Regions from separate parts of the Homo sapiens genome. Here region 2 is linked to region 1. The links are chromatin contacts, found by Hi-C or POLR2A ChIA-PET in ENCODE. All regions are on one chromosome and are shown on one strand. The core of a region is the stretch at or near the end of the contact, and the rest is flanking DNA. Distances in the headings are between cores, read along the strand shown. Region 1 has its middle 25 kb from the start of LINC02317. Region 2 overlaps TTC7B (tetratricopeptide repeat domain 7B).

Region 1 (6,710 bases), core at 379-2,878:
TTCACAGGAAATCACCATCCTCCGGGCTCAACCACATGTTTGTATAGAACTTAATCCCTTCCCCAGTTCCAGGAGAGAGGCCTGATTTGCCATAGGGATTGGTTAAATGACAGGTAAGGATCCCAGTTGGGGCAAGTGACCTGCAATTAGATGCTGGCCTGGAGTTCTGTGAAAGAGACGCCTATCTTCCTCTGGCCTGGAACCTGGAAGTGTGATTTTGAGCCCTCCTGAGCCCACGAACGGGGAAACCTCCCTGGAGAAAGCAGCCTGTACTACCCAGCCCCACACCCAAATTCTTCAGTTATATGAGCCAATTCATTCTTTTTTTGGGCTGAAGCCAGTTTGAGTTGGTTTTATGATCATCCCCTCCTGAAAAAATTCTACTTGGGACAAACACTCAACCCTGGGCCTGGCTGGCATTCAAGGGTCTTGTCATCTCTCCCCTTCATTTTCTTTCCCTTCTTCCCACACTCCCACCGCTGCTCGGTGCTATTCCTTCACTCAGCACACGGATCCAGTCGGCCTCTTCCAAGCACTTGGCAGGAGTCCATCCACCAGACCGCTGCTGTCAGCACTCTCCCTGCCCGGAGTGCCTGCCCCACTTATTATCTACATACGGCTTCCTTAGCACTAAGTGCTACTCCTCTAAGTAGCTACTTACCTTCCAAGGCCTTCCTCCCTCGTCCAGTGAGACTTCCTTGCAAATCTCCCATGCATTGCCCTGGCTGCCCAAGTTTCTCGTCTGGCCTGGACGAAATACATCAGGTGGTACCAGAACCCTGATTATCATCCCTGATGTAGTTCAGCAGCTTCCCAGAACTTTTTTTGTGTGAGATAGAGTCTCTCTCTTTTGCTCAGGCTGGAGTGCAGTGGCGCAATCTCGGCTCACTGCAACCTCTGCCTCCTGTGTTCAAGTGATTCTCCTGCCTCAGCCTCCCGAGTAGCTGAGACCGTAGGCACCTGCCACCACGCCCGGCTAATTTTTTGCATTTTTAGTAGAGATAGTGTCTCACCATGTTGGCTAGGCTTGTCTGAAACTCCTGACCTCAAGTGATCGGCCCACTTCGGCCTCCCAAAGTGCTGGGATTACAGGTGTGAAATAGCTTCCTAGAACTTATTCTACGGAGCCATTCCGGCATGGGAGCTGTGCCTCAGGAGAGCTCTCCCCAGACCCTGGCCTCGCCCTGTTCAGAAAGGAGATGCAATGATCATTTCATACTCGTTTCCTCCTTTGGTCCCCACAACGACCCTGAGAGGTACAAGATTTCAATCTCACTTTAAGAAAAGGATCTTGAGGCCCAGAGCAGCCTAGTGACTTGTCCAGAGTCACACTTCCCTGCCCTTGTGAAAACAACGACCAGACCTGTGACCTCAAACCCAGGTGTTCTGATTCTACCCCACTGCGTTCCCTTGCTCTTTCGGCTGATGAGAGACAGATCTGAATGTGAGTGAGAGGCCCCAGGGGATGAGTGTGCATCGCTCCTTGGCTCTGCTGAGCCAAGGTGGCACCTGTCACCTCCTGGCCTGGCTGGTGTTCTTCCATCCTGGATCCGGCAGGCCAGCCTCATCCTGACCATGTTGAATCCCAGAGGCCTTGCCGGGGGGCCGTGCCTCTCCAGATGAACAACATAAATTCATGGAAATGTTTTCACAAGGGCGTTTTTCCTCTGCTGGCCTCCATTTCCTTGAAAAACACAGACTTGGAGGTAAACAGTCTTTGCTGTTGCAAGGGAGCAAATATAGACTTCCTTCCACATCCCCCACCCGGCAGCTCCGCTTCCTCCACCTTCCTTCCAGCCCCCTCCAAAGTCCCCAGGGAGGTCAGAGAGGGCGAGGCTCCAAGGATGGAGGGCGCCCCACAGTGGGGGGTGGCACCTGGAGCCCCGGATGCTTCTGTCTCACCAGAAGTTAGGGTCCCCAAGTACCTCCTGCCCGCTGACTCCCCCCACTCCCATCAGACTGGGTCTGATGCCCTGGAGAAGCAAAAGAGGGGGGCATTGCTGAAAGGAGGGGGTGTTGTCAGGCGAAAGTGGAGGCTCCATCCTAATGGGGGAAGATAATCTGTAGGCTTGAACTATGCTTTCTTCTTAATTCCAGACCCTGGAATTTGCTCATAAACAACACATCGTCAGCTCAATTCTTCAGCTTCTTGAAATTAAACACCCTGTTAGGAAGGATTTGAACGAACTCTCCTGACAGCACAGGGCAAAGTGAGAGGAATTACTTTGTCTATTTACTCTGTACACTTTATGCTTGCAAAATGCTCCAAAATGCATTTGATTTTGTCTCTGAGTTCCCCCACCCCGCCCCAAGATCCTTGTGGGGATGCATCCTTCTGGTAGTTCTTGGATACGGATTGGAGGAAAACAGTGGTGGAGTGACCCATCCTCAGCCACTTGCAAGATAGAGATCAACTTGATGGGTTTGCCTGGGCATATGGGATTATTGGTTGCAATTCTTCACTCCCTTGTGCTTGTATTATACACCCACATGCTTGCCACAGCCTCATGGGGCAGAGTAGATTTCCCTGCCCCACTGACATTGAGGTTGAGCATGTGACTTGCTTTGACCAATGGCAAGGAGACAGAAGGAACAGTGTACCAGTTCTCAGCCTGGGCCCCAGGAGACTGTGTGTTTCCACTTGTTCTTTGTTTGCTTTTTTTTTTTTTTTGAGATGGAGTCTCGCTCTCTTGCCCAGTCTGGAGTGCAGTGGTGCGATCTTGGCTCACTGCAACCTCTGCCTCCAGGGTTCAAGCAATTCTCCTGCCTCAGCCTCCTAAGTAGCTGGGATTACAGGTGTGTGCAACTACACCTGGCTAATTTTTGCATTTTTAGTAGAGACAGGGTTTCGCCCTGTTGGGGAGGCTGGTCTCGAACTCCTGACCTCAGGTGATCCATCTGTCTCAGCCTCCCAAAGTGCTGGGATTACAGGTGTGAGTGACTGCACCCAGCCTCCACTTGTTCTTTGCACTTCTGCCATCTCTGTAGCAACCATTTCCCCTGTAGCCCCTTTAGCCTGGGCCCCAGAGTGAGCACATAGCAGGCAGAGTCTTGCCCCAGTTGACCTGCAGACCCTCGAGTGAGGGTAAATGATGGCTGTTTAATTCTCTGAGTTTTGGGGTGGTTTGTTACACGGTATATCATGACAGTAGCTGACTGATACAAGTATGCAGTAGAAGTTCTGTAGATAGTAGGTGATTGATAAATGGCACCATTCCTGGCACACGTGTTACATCCAAATTTACAGAGCATCTGTTTGTTTTGTTTTGTGTGGCACTATGATATCTTAGGTGCTTGGGAAACAGGTAATAAAAATCAATAAAATAATAATAATAACCAACCTTTATTAAGCACTTACTGGTTTCCAGGCATTGTGTTGATCTAATTTCATTTCCCCAATATTCCTATGAAGAAACTGAGGAAACCGGGGCTTTGAGAGCGTAAATGGCCTATTCCAGATCATATGGCTGGAAAGACCCAGTCCCTGTTCTCAGGAAACTCACAGTCTGGCAAAGAGGGACATGTTAGTGGCAAACACTCGTGCATGCTTATTGTCCAAGTATGGATTCTGTAGCAAGGCAGCAAACGGCAGACTGGCAGTTTTGATAGAAAAGTCTGTTTCACTCCTATCTTCAGGCACAGCCCTTGGAGCTGAGGGCTGCTAGGAAGTCAGGGGACAGTGAGGTTACCATCTGGCACCAAATTGCATGAAGGCTAACATGCCAGGAAACCCATGGAGGCTGAGGAAATCCCTGCCTTCCGAGTTGTAAAAGCTTAAAACTGGGTTTCTGTAGTTCTGGGCCATCTCTCCCGCAGGCATGTTGTGTGATCTTGGGTCCATCCCTTGCCTTCTTTTGACCCTAATCTCCTCACCTGGAAAATAAGCTAGGGGATGCAATTGGGTGAGCTCTATGGCAACTTCTATTTCAGAGATGCTAGAGCCCTGGATCCCTGCTTTGGAAGGAAAATTCCTCCCTTTCTCTTTGCTGTTGTTATCTGCAAGAGGGGAGGAGTATGGAGTGAACATGTCCTTTCAGCAGTTTTTTTTTTTTTTTGAGACAGAGTTTTGCTCTGCTGCCTCAGACTCCCAAGTAGCTGGGATTACACCACGCCTGGCTAATTTTGGTATTTTTAGTAGGGACGGGGTTTCTCCATGTTGGTCAGGCTGGTCTTGAACTCCCAACCTCAGGTGATCCGCCCACTGTGGCCTCCCAAAGTGCTGAGATTACAGGCGTGAGCCACTGCGTCTGGTCGTTATTTTAGCACTTGTGTTCAAGGCAATATAAGCAGTGTGTCTTCATGTGCCTTCCTCATAATGTGATGTTTGTTTTGTTTGATTAGAGACCATATTTACTGTGGTCCTTTCTCCTGAAAACTGAACTGGCAATAAACGCTATGGAGCAGGATTTTAGCACTAGCATATGGGGTGTGTGTGTGTGTGTGTGTGTGTGTGTGTGTGTGTGTTGTGCGGGTGGTGGTGGTGTTCTGTGGGTTAAATTTAGCTTTCCAAAGCGAAAGATTACAACCATAACAATAGCTACCGTTCATTGAGCAACTATTATGAGCCAGGCACTTGCATTGTCTCAATCAATCCTCATAGTAGCCTTGAGAGGTGCCTGGTAGTAGGGTTTCTCCATTTTACATTAGGGGCCTGCCATAGTGCTTTCTCTTGCTCAAGATTTTCTCCCCTTAGCTTCTCTTGGGAGAGCAAGATGTTCCTCATAGCTATGTGATTGTGGACAAGTTCTGAAACTTCTCTGAGCCTCAGTTTATTTATCTATGCAATGGGCATCTGATGTCCTTCCTCACACTGTTTCACATTAAGTAATATAAAAAATCTGGGACATAGAAGACAATCAATAAAGGTGATCATTTTCTTTAATGCATAATAATTATGTACTTACTTGAAATAAATTAGTAAGTCATCTTCAGGTGAAATACTTCCAACTCCATCTTTTCCTAGAAATTTCTGTTCTGCTTTTACAATTATTTTGCTCAACTCAATTTAAACCACAGAACCCCAGAATGCCAGAGCTCATAATCACCCAGGGTCTCCCAGTCCAATTGGTTTTCATATTTTTCTGTTGTTTTTTTTTTTGGGGTGGTGGGGTGGGGTCCTAACCGGAGAACACCTTTTTCTAACTGAACCTTATGGGGAAGCCCAATGAATAAAGCATAGAGTAGGCCAGGTGCGGTGGCTCACACCTGTAATCCCAGCACTGTGGGAGGCCAAGGTGGGCGGATCACCTGAGGTCAGGAGCTCAAGACCAGCCTGACCAACATGGAGAAACCCTGTCTCTACTAAAAATACAAAAATTAGCCAGGCATGGTGGCTTATGCCTGTAATCCCAGCTACTCGGGAGGCTGAGGCAGGAGAATCGCCTGAACCTGGGAGCTGGAGGTTGCGGTGAGCAGAGATCACGCCACTGCACTCCAGCCTGGGCAACAAGAGCGAAACTCCACCTCAAAAAAACAAAACAAAAACAAACAAACAAAAGCATAGAGCAGCAGGACTGTTCTGGTTGAGGCAGGAAGGGTGGGTGGTGCACGGCTGGAGTCCTGAGCAATGGGGGTCTCTCCTCTCCAGAGTGGGGGCTCCTCAGTGCCCCTGAGGAGACTTGCCCCACACTCCTTACACTGCAGTTGTGACCCACTAGGGTCGTCATCATGAAATCAATTCAGAGGTCACCACCTAAACAGAATAAAATGAAAAACGCCAGTGTGCATCGCACATGGTAGGGGTGAGTGTTGGTATGTGTCAGTTCTGTTTCGGTTCCGTGGTACCCATGTGTTCACCGGACTGGGAAGTAAGCAGTTGTTTCGCATTGTGACTTGCCATCAAAAAGTTGGAAAATCACTGCCGTTCACTCTAATCCCCTCATTTCATGTTTGGGAAACAGAGCGCAGAGGAGGGAAGTGACCTGCCTGAGTTACAGCTGCAGCCAAGATAAGAACAAACGTCTCTGGCCTCCTTGCTCCATGTCTTCTTTTTGAGACAGAGTCTTGCTCTGTCACCCAGGCTGGAGTGCAGCGATGCGATCTTGGCTCACTGCAACCTCTGCCTCCCGGGTTCAAGCAATTCTCCTGCCTCAGCCTCCTGAGGAGCTGGGACTACAGGTAACTGCCACCACGCCCAGCTAATTTTTTCTTTTTTTGTATTTTTAGTAGAAATGGGGTTTCACCATATTGGCCAGGCTGGTCTCAGACAACTGACTTCAGGTGATCCTCCTGTCTCGGCCTCCCAAAGTGCTGGGATTACAGGCATGAGCCATCGCACCTGGCCCCCTTTTTTTTTTCTTTTGAGACAGTCTTATTTTGTCACCCAGGCTGTAGTAGTGCAGTGATGCGATCACAGCTCACTGCAGCCTTCACCTCCTGAGTTCAAGTGATCCTTTCACCTCAGCCTCCCAAGTAGCTGGGACCACAGGCACACACCACCATGCCCAGCTAATTTTTAAAAAAAATTTTGCAGACAAGCCTTTGTTCAAAGATAAGCCTTTGTCTTGAACTCCTGGGCTCAAGTGATCCTCCTGCCTCAGCCTCTCAAAGTGCTGAGATTGCAGGTGTGAGCCACTGTGCCCAGTGCTCCATATCTGCTTGAAGCACCACACAATGGAAGGGTTAACAGTTACTGAGCCTCAGCCTCAGGACGTGCCAGGCACTGCACTCAGTGCTTCAGATTGAGACCACCTTTGCAAAATTATGACTGA
Region 2 (6,957 bases), core at 4,011-6,510, 240 kb after region 1:
CACAGTGAGAGGAGTAGAGTGGGTTGTTTTCAAAGGTCACAGATTTTATTATAGAATTTGAATGCTGGATGCGGTTTTCTGGCATGCTCTCCTCTCAACTCTACGAATCAAGTAGACCAAGCTTGCACATTGAGTAAGGGGTCTCCGGGGTCCTACTCAAATACTACTCCATCTGCTGCTTTGCCAATGTAGCTGTTCCTTGCAAAATGCAGTGAATTCACAAAATGGGCATTCCATTCCTCCTGTCTCCTCAATTGCCTCTCACCTTTTGGTCTTTTCAGTCTCTCTTCCCTGGCTTGGGGCACTGGGTTTTAACCCTTCAACCATGGCTGCCACTTAGCCCATGCCAGGACTAAGGGAGGAAGTAAGGAGTTGAGAGTGCGGCAGCCTGGGACATACCACGTACAAAATAGTTGCATGGTAAATGCTTGAATGAAGGCTGGACAGAGAATTGGGATCCATTCTTTTGGAGATCCTTTAAGGAGGGCCACAGCAAACATGGAGGCAGGGAGGAGTACTGGAGTTGCCAAGACTGGAGACAACGACATAGCAGAAAGGACAGAAGCAGGGTCGCTGAGCTATGGCCTGAGGGCCCATTATGACCTACTGCTTGCTTTTAGAGCCCAAAAGTTAAGAATTGCGTTTATAGCTGAACATACACCATCAATTTGGTGAGAGGGGGTATTAACTTTAAACCCAAATTAAGCAAAATGTTATCCCCTACCCCCGCAAACAACCCCATTCTTCTCATGCATGGATCTATATTACAAAAGTTGTACTCATTATATTTTGAGTTTCATTGATTAAAATTTTGCAGAAATTTGTTTTCTCTCGTTATACCTACATGCTATTCTTGGTTTTGTCTCTTAGCCTTTGAAGCCTAAAATATTTAGCATCTGACGCTTTAATTTGCTGACCCTTGTTCTAAAGGAACTGGGGGCACTTTAGGCTGAAGGAAAAAAGACAATATGACAACTGTCTTCAAAATTTGGTGGACTCAATAGGGAGAAGGAGCCATCCATTACCAGGGCATCTTTACTATGGAACATTCTCCCACCTGTGAAAAGAGGCAGATCTAGACACATGAATCTGGTACAATCTTCAGGATAGATCACCAGCTGGATAAAACATAGATTTTATGTCCTGTGGCATGCTACTTTTGCACTGAAGGGGAACACACACATATGCATAGTGGCCTGTGGATTCATAGTCAGTCTTTAGAAGAATACACAAGTAACTTCTTCTTCATGTTTCCCCTTGGCTCTGTTGTAATACTTCCCTTGTGCAAATATTACCTGCTCAAAATAGATAATAAGACCAACCAAAAAAAAAAAAAAAATTGGTAGACTGTCAGTGAGGTGGGGCTGGACTTGCCCTACTGCTCCAAAAAGACAGAATAGGTAGAAATTACAAGGAAACTCATTTTAGATCAATCCTTTCTAATAACCAAAGAGGAATCGAACAATATATATTACCCATCAATTGCTGTGCTAGCTACATTATAGCCATTATCTTATTGAGCTTCCTAACAGTCTCTGAGGTAGGAGCTCAGAGTAGCCAAGTATATTTCTCAAAGTCTCACAGCTAGGAAAGGGCAGAGCCAGAATTTGAACACAGATCTCCCTGACTCCAGGGCTGAATTTTTTTTACTGTACAATGGGTACTTCCCTATATAAGGGTCAAGGATCATCTGCCAGAGTTATTATTTCATACAAAGGAGATTTTTACATTAGAAAGCAGATTATTAATGCCACCAATAACAATAGTAACATGCACTTCTTGCAGTAACATACATTATCTCTTTAATCATCACAATAACATTCCAAGGTAGATCTTATTATTATCTATGTTTTCCATATAAGGGGACAGGTTCAGCGAGGTAATGGAATCTGTTCAAGTTCATATTCAGCATGTAAAGTAGCAGAACTGAGATTATCACACAGGTCTGATGTTAAACTATGAGGCATTGTTGAGACGGCAATGTCATCCAAAGTGATCTATAAATTCAATGCATCCCTATCAAAATTTCAACTTTTTTTTTTTTTTTTTTTTTTTTTTTGCAGTAATGGAAAAGCCAATCCTCAAACTCATATGGAATTGTAAGGGATCCAGAAACAAACTGGAAAAAGAACAAAGTTAAAGGACTCATACTTTCTGATTTCAAAGCTTACTACTAAGCTACAGAAATTAAAATAGTATGGTATTACATAAAGATACATATACAGACCAAAGGAACAGAATTAAGATTCCAGGAAAAAATTCATAAATTTATGGCCAATTGGTTTTTGATAAGGGTGCCAAGTCCATTGAATAGGGCAAAGAATAGTTTTTTCAACAAATGGTGCTAGGACAACTGGATTTCCACATGCAAAAGAATGGAGTTGGACTCCTACCTCACACCATATACAAAAAAACTATAAATGGACAAACAGCTCAAATATAAGAGCAAAATTGTAAAATCCTTAGAGGAAAACAAAGAATTAAACCTTCATGACCTTGGATTTGGCAATGGATTCTTAGTTATGACACCAAAGGCATAAGCAACAAAATAAAAAATAGATACACTGGACTTAATCAAGATTTAAAACTTTTGCACATCAAAAGACATTTCAAGAAAGTGAAGCTGGGCATGGTAGCTCATGCCTGTAATCCTAGCACTTTAGGAAGCCAAGACGGGAGGATCACTTGAGGCCAAGAGTCTGAGACCAGCCCAAGCTGATTTCTACAGTCTCGTCTCTACAAAAAAAAAAAAAAGCAGGTGTGGTATCTCTAAAAATATAGCTGACCAGAGTTTATTATTTAGACTTTAAAATTGGCAAAAGACTTGAATAGTAGTTTCACCAAAGAAGATATACAAATGGCCAATAAGCACATAAAAAGATGCTCAACATCATTAGTTATCAGGGAAAAGAAAATCAATCCCACAATGAGATATCACATCACACCTACCAGAATGTCTATATTAATAATAATTTAAAAATAACAAGTGCTGGTGAAGAAGTGGAGAAATTAGAAACCTGTGTATTGCTGGTAGGAATGTAAAAATGGTACAGTCACTGTGAAAAACAGTCTGGCAGTTCCTCAAAAAGTTAAACATAGAATTATCATATGACCAAGCAATTCCACTCCTAGGTGCAAACCCAAAAGAACTGAAAAAAGGAACTCGGAAAACATGCTGTGTCTTTATGTGCAAGTGTTGATGTTGGCTGGGGACAGGAGAAGGAAGGAAAGTCCAAGGACAGTATTCACTGCAGCATTATTCACAATAGCCAAAAGGTGGACACAACCCAGGTGTCCATTGACAGATGAAGGGATAAACAAAATGTAACATATACATACAATGGAATATTATTCAGTCATGAAAAGGAATGAAGTTCTGATTAATGCCATCAGATATATTGTTATAACATGGCTGAATCTTGAAAACATTAGGCTAAGTGAAGCAAGCCAGACATAAAAGAGCAAGTATTGCCTGATTCCTTTTATATGAGGTACCCAAAATAAGCAAATTCATAAAGACAAAAATTAGATTAGAGTTTACTAGGGTATCGGGAAGGAGAGAATGAAAAGTTATTGCTTGATGGGTACAGAATTTCTGTTTGGGATGATGGAAAAATGTGGAAATAGATAGTGATGATGGTTGCACAACATCGTGAATGTAATTAAATGCAACGGAATTTTACACTTTAAAAAGGTTAACATGGCATATTAAAAAAAAATTTTAAACAAAGAACTAAAACAAAACCATGAGGTATATACCTAGATTCCTTGTTTCTCTGAACTATGCTACCCTAAGAGTTTAAACCCCTTCCATTCCTCCCAAACGTGTTGGCATTTTCATTGAGGACCACGTTAAGAAAGCAATGCTTAATTCAAAAGAACATTTCCATAATGGTGAGAATGGAGATCCCAGGGGCCATGTCAGAGGCTGACATTCTTTGGGGCAGGGTGTCATGAAAAAATGGTAAAGATGGTTCCTATTGAGCCGACTCACAAAGCTGGACCAGAGCTGGGAACTGTCCAGGTGCTCTGCCCCAAGCCAGGCCCATCCCTTACTCTGCTGCCCATTTTCCACTCAATGACCTTTAACCTTTGGGCCTGCCTGGGGAAGATACACTCCTTGCACATCTAGGGACCTCTAAAACCAAAGGAAAGGGGGCAGGATGAGGGTGCACACTGGCTTTGAAGCACTGGTGCATTCAGCAAGTTGTTATGAACCACCTAGCATTAGCCAAACACCCTGCCTTGATTTCTCAGAAGTCTACGGATCCATTTGTGTCATGCCCACTGATACCTTCTAGAAACCTTGGCACGTAGCTCAAGGCTGGGTTTCTACAGTACAAGCAGGACTGCACGCAATGCTGAACTTTAAACAAATGGTGGGCCTGGCAAGCAGACGTTGTTAGATGTGCAATGCTTTTCACTGTGCTCCCTGATTAAATAAGCATTTAGGTTAGGGAGGTGTAAATGTCCTTTTGGTACAATCACTAGTCAGACAGTTCTACCCACAGAACTATGGTGTTGTTGAGATTTACCACAAACACATGAATATGAGTTCAACAGGAAAGATAAAAATACCATTCCTGTCTTTAAAGCTGCCTTGCCTATGGAGGGGGGACACACACAACCTTCTAAAAGGACCCCATAATATCCTGTCGAAATGGAGCCATTAATAGTCAAATTCAAGAGACAAACCTCCTTAGCAGCTTGGGTTCATTCTGAAAAACAGAGGAAGCGGTGCTTGCTGCTTTACTTTTAATAGCGCAGGTTGTCATGCCAACTAGTGCTGCTGTTTAAAATGAAGAGGAAAAAAAGAAGTGTTCCTTCCTACACAAACCTTTCAGCAGGGCTCACAATTAGTCTTTAAAAACACAAAAACTCACAGCACTGGAGATATGGTAAACATTGTGCTTCTATTTAAACCTGTCAGAATGAGGATGTGATAAACCTTTGGTCTGTGTCTCCTTTGTACAATGCTCTTTGGCCAGCATCTGGCTGAAAAGTCCATAAGGAAAGAAAGGCACGATGATGTGGTGCACACAGAGGCGGCCGGTCTTGAGATGGGAGAGCAGCCTTCCATCTTGAATAAGCATAAGAGAAAGGCCAGCTTCCTTGAGAAAGAGAGGCTCTGCTCCCACTTACCCCTGTGAGCACAGTTATTAAAAGGCTGGGTCTGCACAACGCTGCACAACACACCCACTGCACAAGGGTGCCAAGGACAGGAGAGAGAGGAACATGTGCTGGCAGTGGCAGCAGAGGCGCCCCCACCCTCTGTGGTGCCCGTGGGCCCAGGTCAGCCAAGGAGAGGAGCCAAGAAGCAGGAAGACATGCTGTGCCCTGACGTGTAAGTGTTAATGCTGGTTGGGGACAAGAGAAGGAAGGAAAGCACAAGGACAGGGTGAGAAGGAGTTAAGACCTCTTCTCTCTCTCACAATTGACTGATGGTTTTATGAACTCTTCTGTCCACAAAAGCTTCCACCCATGTAAAAGAAGATCTAGCAAGGTTTCTGAGGCAAAGAGGACTTACTCACACACGAGCCACACGGTGATATGTCTAGATCGCATCTTCAAGGGGCACATGTAAAGTCTGCCAACAGGTTGTGGTGCTGACAATCAGGCCCCACACTTTCTTTCCAAGCTCCTCTCCTCCCACTTCTCCATGAGAGCAAGCCCTGGGTTCCTGTTCCCTTGGGTCCAGTGCCTTCACAGCTCCGCAAGCTTAAGGATGAAGAGGGTCTCTCTCCTCCTAGACCACTTAATGCCTATCAGGCCTTGAAGAGCCAATTCATATATCCATTGTTCATAATCTCTTACTGGCACTCCCAACCTATAAACTCTGCTGCAATTGGCCTATTCCATTCACCTGCCAATTAACATGCTTTGCACTATTATGTATTCTCTAATTTGATTATCTTTTTGTTTGTTTCTATGTGGTCTCCCTAACTAGAATGGAAATTTCTTGAAGGCAAAAGATCTTTTTGTATCCTTTGTTGCTTCCCCTGTGCCTAGTAACTCCTGTATATACAGTGGTAGTAACTGCAGCAGCATACAGTTGCCTCTTAACGAGCTCTAAGTGCTGGGCTCTGTTCTGAGTACTTTACATGGATTAATGAATATGCATCTCCCAACTGTCTGAGATATACATGCACACAATTATTACCCCTATTTAACAGGAAAAGAAACTGATGCATAGGAGGTTAATGATGTGCCTAGGCTCACACGACTGGTACATAGCAGACCCAGAGCTCAAACCAAAGCTCTCTGACTCTAGAGCCTGTGACACACTATGTTGATGACCTGAGTTTGGGGTTGAGGAGGCAGAGATGGGTGAGGTGCCAGTGGAGGAGAGAAGAGAGATAGGGAATATCCACAATAAAATGTGCAAGATACTGTCCCATTCAACAAAACTTACATAATGCACAATTTATTCATAAAGACAGATGTAAAGATTGCCTCTAAAATGTCAATTAGTCAACTATCTCAGGAGAGCTGGATTCTAAGGCACTTTTCTTTCCTTTTCCATATTTTGCATGTATTGTTTGATTCTCCAAGGAGCATGCAGGACTATTGCATATGGCGAAAAGATAAACAGTGAAGTCAATTTCATTATGGGCGGAAAGGAAAACAAAACAAAAAGAGAAAAAAGAAGGAGCGCGGGTCTGTCGAATATTTCTGAACAGAAGGATGGCATGTCTATTCCTGTGTCTCAGAAAGATCGCCCTGCTGACAGTGGAGGAAATGAAGACAGGGAAATATAACATATCTCTAAGACAAATGATAAAAATGATAATTACTAACATTTATGGAGCTCAGAGAAAGGTAATATAGGAAGTTTAAAATCCAGTTATCCTCACAACAACACTGTTCATAGTAGCCAAAAGGTAGAAACAACCCACATTTCCATCAGCTAATGAATGGAAAAACAAATTGTGGTAGATCTGTACAACGGAATACTAT

Evidence for each region. Hi-C counts contacts between places; a loop is a spot of excess contacts on that map. ChIA-PET counts read pairs that join two places held with the same protein, here RNA polymerase II (POLR2A).
Region 2: a loop to region 1 is called in a map of mesothelial cell of epicardium, with 27 times the contacts of the local background. The contact joins two enhancer-like sites. A Hi-C loop is called at or near these places in 1 of 168 maps with a recorded cell type or tissue (mesothelial cell of epicardium). POLR2A ChIA-PET finds 5 or more read pairs at or near these places in 3 of 52 experiments (WTC11, activated CD4-positive, alpha-beta T cell and activated T-cell).

What each region holds. Positions count from the first base shown.
Region 1 is chr14:90,426,298-90,433,007 of GRCh38, forward strand. No RefSeq gene overlaps it. Among named protein-coding and RNA genes, the nearest start is that of LINC02317, 25 kb to the right of the region's middle. Within about 2 kb of position 1,629, at least 5 of the 41 ENCODE cell types and tissues checked have a DNase peak (open chromatin) inside an H3K27ac peak, as active enhancers do.
Region 2 is chr14:90,666,796-90,673,752 of GRCh38, forward strand. The region is part of intron 9 of TTC7B (tetratricopeptide repeat domain 7B); the gene reads right to left. Among named protein-coding and RNA genes, the nearest start is that of TTC7B-AS2, 27 kb to the right of the region's middle. Within about 2 kb of position 5,261, at least 3 of the 41 ENCODE cell types and tissues checked have a DNase peak (open chromatin) inside an H3K27ac peak, as active enhancers do.